2 separate regions of the Homo sapiens genome follow, and region 2 is linked to region 1. A link is a contact called in ENCODE Hi-C or POLR2A ChIA-PET data. All regions are on one chromosome and are shown on one strand. Each heading gives the region's core, a stretch centred on a gene start or an enhancer-like site at or near the end of the contact. The rest is flanking DNA. Distances are from core to core; before and after follow the strand shown.

Region 1 (2,700 bases), core at 188-2,687:
ATTAGTTTCCTGTTGCTGCTATAACAAATTACCACCAACTTAGTGGCCTCGAACAATGCAAATTTATTCTTTCAAAGTTCTGGAGGACAGAAGTCCAAAAATGTGTCCTATCAGCTGAAATCAAAGTGTTGTGTTCCTTCTGGAGGCTCTAAGGAGAATCTGTTCCTTCTCTTTTCTAGTTCTAGAGGCCATCTGCGTTCCTTGGCTCATGTCCTTCTTTCAGCAATGGCATCATCACTCTGACCTTTGCTTCCATTGTCACATCTCCTTGACTCTGACCCTTTTGCCTCCCTCTAATAAGGCCCCTCTGATTACACTGGGTCCACCAGATAATCCAGGATAGCTCTCTGTCTCAAGATCCTTAATTTAATCATATCTGCCAAGGGTTTTGTTTTGTTTTATTTTGTTTTTGCCATTTAAGGTAATATATCCACAGGTTCTGGCAATTAGGTTGTGGACATCTTTGGGGCGACAATTCTCAACCTACCATACAACCGGTACATAAGGTTCTACTACCTACTAAATGCATCATAAACAGAACTTCTGATCCTTCAACAACTCTGTGAAATATATGACAGGATTTGCTTTTAAAGTTGAAGAAATCAGGCCTTGGTGCAATTTGGGATTCTGCCCATGGTCAAATAGTGGGGAGGCAAACCCAGGTCCCTGAACCCAGCTCAAGCCTGCCTGCCTCATGGCCATGCCTCCATTCACCTCTCCCCTTCATGTCTACTTCCTCTTTCCTGTCTGGGCCTGTTCCCTAGCTCCCTGGACAAGCTTAAGCTGCTGTTTTCCAGCTTGTCATGTGCTCCTTATGACAGTGTAGCCACAGCTTGATCTTGGGGATTGCTGATTGAGCAAGCTGAGTGGCTGCCCCTCAGAATCTTCTGTAGGCCTTTCTCTTGCCTTCTTTTATTCAGTAAGTGTTTTGAGCTTATTGTGCTGGGTGCTAGAGTAGCAGGGAGGACAGACCTAAGTTGAAGATTACGGGACAATCTAAGTGACACCTGCTATCTCAGACAGAGACTTCAGCATCATAGGGAGCCAGAGCAGGGAGTTCCAAGCCGTGGGAACTGTGACTCTTTCTTACTGACCCTTAAGCAAAATTCTAAGCTCCAGGGAAGCAGAGGCAGCAGCTTGAGCTCCCTGATTGACCAGATATGATTAATCTTTGTTTCTCTGTGCTTTGAACATGACTATGCTCCATAAATATTTAAAAATTGGGAATAGGGTGAAGATAGATACACCAAAAGGAGCAAGCAGTGTCTGAAACCAGCAAAGACTTAAAAGTTACCGAAGAAGGTGTTCATGCTTTCATTTTATCTTTTTTTTTTAACCTAGCAACTGATGACACTGCATATCTTCCCCTGTTCTTATTGGGAGAAGGCCTTGTGTGTCACCAAGAGGTTCTCAGAAGGGACCTGTCAGTTTTTGGTTAAAAGAACCCGGAAAGAGAAGGACTATGGGGGAACTGATGGCGTTCCTGTTACCTCTCATCATTGTGTTAATGGTGAAGCACAGCGATTCCCGTGAGTATCCCACGTCCTCTTCTCTCCTAACTCCAAAGTCGAGGCAGCCTAGAAGGCACAGCTTTTCTTCCTAAAACTTGTGGTGAAAAATATAGAAGCCAGGGGCAGAAACGTGTATGTATTACACTCAGACTCCAGGAGCAATGGATTGCCTGAACAGTTTCCCAGTTCATATTTGTAGGATTTTGATGTCACCACCTTCTGAGGGAGGGGGAGCCGTTCTAGAAAGACTCTGGAACTTCCTCACTTTCCCTCTGAGCATGGCCTCCTTTCTTTTCTGCTCATATTTTTTCTTTTACTTTTGTTTCTCCTCTTTTCTAACTTCCAGAGTCTCATGAGGATGTAGTCAGAGTTTCAGGGGCATTAACAGTGGAGTAGATCCATTGTTCAGGTTTATTTATGTTTTTCCTCAACACAAGCCCTACCTGTAATAAAAGATCCAAGAAAGATAAAACCATGGCTCTGGGTTTGTTTACTGACTGTGAGAAGTATTAATCAAGTAGAAGGGAGAGTTTTTCATTATTCGGGGAGCTCAAGTCACTGGGGAAGCAAATGCCTTCTGTTGCCTCAAATAGGGGAAAGGGCCCATGGGCTAGAACCACCAGGCTTCTCTGCCCTAATCACTTGCTCCCTGGGCTGAGGACTGGTACTGGTGGGCAGTGTCCAGAACTTAGACTTGGCCACCACCATAGGTGTGACTGATGAACATGAGAGGAAGGAGTTCTTTCAAATCACCCATGCACATAGAGAGTGGAATGACTGACCATGGAGATTTGGAAGGGCGAGGGGGGTGGATGATTAGAAATTACTTAATGGGTACAATGTGTGTTACTTGGGTGATGGATACCTTAAAGCCCCAACTTGACCACTACACAATCTATGCTATAACAAAATTGCATGTGTACATCATAAATTTATACAAATAAAAAAATTTTAAATCATATGGCTGGGAGTGGTGGCTCACACCTGTAATCCTAGCACGTTGAGAGGCCGAGGCAGACGGATCGCTTGAGGTCAGGAGTTTGAAACCAGCTTGGCCATCATAGTGAAACCCCATCTCACTAAAAATACAAAAAATTAGCTCGGCACACCCATCTCTACTAAAAATACAAAAAATTAGCTGTGCACAGTGCGCACCTGTGATCCCAGCTACTCGGGAGACTGAGGCAGG
Region 2 (2,742 bases), core at 238-2,737, 2.6 Mb after region 1:
AAAGAGCAACAGCTAATTAATTGTGAAAGTTGTGGCAAAGCACTATCTATATATTGATAAATGTCTAATGCTCTATTTAGGTGCCTTTAAAAAAGGATATTGTTGCCATTAAATATTTTCACTCTCATATTTCCCCACTATAACAGGACATTGTTGAGAGTCTTCCTTATGAATACACCCAAGAATTAGAAATGCATACAAATTCAGTGTCTGAGATTTTCTAAAACTACAGCTTCGGTTTTTTTGCAACATTTACATTTTTCTAAAAAAGATGTAATGCAAATGCGAAGCCAAAGTTATGAATATTCAAATATGCAAAAACAGAAACCGGGAACTGACTGCCATATTTTAACTAAAATGGAAACAATTTTAGGATTACAAAAATGATTCTGCTTTATACGAATGACTCATCTTCTATCTTATTCATTGGGGTTTATTTTAAATATTTCCAAGGATTCTCCACACGCATTCCCCGTTGTTTTTTCTATTGTCCTTTTCTTAGCAGGTAAAAGGCTCCAAGCTTCCTTCTAGGAGTTTTGTATTTTTTGTATTCATTCCCCTCCCCCAGTTAACAAATTCTGTACAATGTATATTTTGCCAAATCCCCTTCTTCTTCTTCTTTTTTTTTTTTTTTTAAAAAGGCCAATGGGCTGAAAGCACAGGGACCCTCAATTTTCGAACAGTCCCATCTCCCCCCGCCCCCCGGTAAGGAATAAACTACCTTAACGCTACCAATAACAAAAACACAACAAAAAACAAAACCACTAAGGAAAGATGCAGGTTCCCCACAATCAGAAATTTCTGGAGCTAATGTGACCCCAGGAAATCAGAGTTCTAGGAAGAAAAACTAAGGCGCTCGGCACCAGCCTTCCCCACCAGCCGGGGCCGCCTTCCCCAGCGCCGCGAGGGCGCGGCCGGCGGGACCAGTTCCCGAGGCAGGCAGGCACTCGGGTGCAACCTGAGGAATCTGGGGGCGTGGAAGGCGCGCGGGGGAGGGCAGGCTTCCAAGAGTGGGACCCTCGCGTCTCCTGCCGACTGGGTAGGAAACGGGGGCTTCCCCCTTGCCCTCTCAGAGCGGGCGATCCCAAAGAGACAGGTTAAGCCGCAGGTTGAGAGGGCAGCTCCGCGCCGGTGCCCCGCGGATCCTGCAGGCTCCCGGGTCCCAGGAGAAGGGCGGGCTGGGCTGGGCTGGGGTGGGGAGGGCGGTGAATGCAAGGATATTGCCGCAGGCAGGAGTCCACCTCGCCCTCGTCGGGCCCGGCCTGGCCGTCGCCCCCATCTTCTTCGTCCACGAACTTGTTCTCGTCATATTCATCCACGTCCACCTTCCGGAAGCGGGCCGACGACACTGTGTTCTTCGACATCCCAATCCCGACCAGCGGCAAAGGCCTCTTCTTGGCGCTGCCTCTACCTCAGCAAGCCCAGCCCAGCAACCCACTACCCGGCGCCTGATTCACTTCCCTCTTCCGCTCTGAGGCGTCGCCGACTGCCGCGGCTCGGACCGTTCTGGGCCTGCGCGCTAGCCCCGTTTCTTCCTCCTCAGGTTCGCGCTCCCTTGGCGCCTCCCACGCTGCCCCTGCTCTTCCACGGAGAGCGCGCGCGAGGGAAGGAGCGCGCAGGACACAGCGCGCAGGCGCGGGCTCTCCGCAGGCAAGGGGCGGGGCTGGGCGAAGGAGGCGGGGGCGAGAGGGAGGGCCAAAAGCTGGACCGCGGGCAGAGGTAAGAAGCGATTGGTCGTCCGATTGCGTCACGTGATTCTCGGTGGGGGGGTTCCCATAGAAACGCTTTTCTGCGGTCCAGTCTAGGGGGTCTCAGATTGGCGGGGATGGGCAGCAGCGGCAGGTGGCCTTGGCTTTTGCTGCAGCCGTCAACGACCTATCATCGGGGTCCTGCGTAAGGTCCGGCTGGCTGGGACTTGGCTGTGGGTGGGATGGACTGGCTGCCGGACCGAGTGCCCTGCAGTTGGTAGGAGTATGAGGCAGAGTGATGCACACCCGGGCGCCCAGCATCGTTCTAATTGCCGGAGACATTGCCTCAGACTGTGCGCTGCTAGAGGCTGCGTTCCTGAGCAGGAAGCCCGTTTCCTGGGATTGGAACTACCCTTCTTGGCCAGCGGGAAGTCCCCAAGGACGGAGTCGAAAGGTCAAATCTTATCTGTCAGTGCTGTGTGACAGCATCGCAACGGGATCTGCAGAACCTGAACTCGGTATCAAATCTATTGGGAGGGAGGGGAACGTGTCCGGGCAGGCGCTGGGGTCGGGTGGCAAAACTGGGGTGAATTTGTAGAATTTGGGAAAGGGTCATTGACATCTTAAAATAGGTGGTCGTTTGGAGCAAGAATGCTCGAAAGGGGTGAGGGTAGGTTAGGCTCTCTAGTGCTGGGGGAAAACAAAATGTGGAAGGATTGGTGGAAACCAGACCTTTAAGATTTATATTATGATTTGAGATTTATATGATTCCATCTAGGCCAGATTTAAAAAAATATTTGACATCCCCATTTCTGGAATGTAGGAGATAAAGGCACTAAGACGAAGGAAATGGTAGTTGTGCTGTGTGTATTACACTGAAGAACAAATATTTGCAGGATAAAATTAATTTGGACATTTGGCTGGACACTGCTCGGTATGGGTCCAGTTTAGTTGGACCTCGAGCAGAAGACTGGCTGTTGCCCTGTTGTGTACCACAATCTTTGGTTTCCAGTGCTGTGTTGAAAAGAGCACTAGGCTTAGAATCAGAAAACTC

What was found. Hi-C counts contacts between places; a loop is a spot of excess contacts on that map. ChIA-PET counts read pairs that join two places held with the same protein, here RNA polymerase II (POLR2A). Pooled maps may share reads with other maps.
Region 2: a loop to region 1 is called in a map of CD8-positive, alpha-beta T cell, with 6 times the contacts of the local background. The contact joins the promoter of ARPC5 here to the promoter of MR1 in region 1. A Hi-C loop is called at or near these places in 4 of 168 maps with a recorded cell type or tissue (CD8-positive, alpha-beta T cell and naive thymus-derived CD4-positive, alpha-beta T cell) and 10 of 50 pooled maps. POLR2A ChIA-PET finds 5 or more read pairs at or near these places in 2 of 52 experiments (activated naive CD4-positive, alpha-beta T cell and endothelial cell of umbilical vein).

What each region holds. Positions count from the first base shown.
Region 1 is chr1:181,032,546-181,035,245 of GRCh38, forward strand. It overlaps MR1 (major histocompatibility complex, class I-related), which reads left to right and starts at 1,438. Exons shown (of 6, transcript NM_001385161.1): 1 at 1,438-1,529. The coding sequence starts at 1,463. RefSeq lists enhancers at 618-807, 1,008-1,107, 1,238-1,347.
Region 2 is chr1:183,634,296-183,637,037 of GRCh38, forward strand. ARPC5 (actin related protein 2/3 complex subunit 5) reads right to left here and starts at 1,488. Exons shown (of 4, transcript NM_005717.4): 1 at 1,222-1,488. The coding sequence starts at 1,364. It also overlaps a transcript of RGL1 not described here. RefSeq lists enhancers at 684-1,184, 1,182-1,461 and silencers at 772-990, 942-1,001, 1,082-1,131, 1,612-1,771.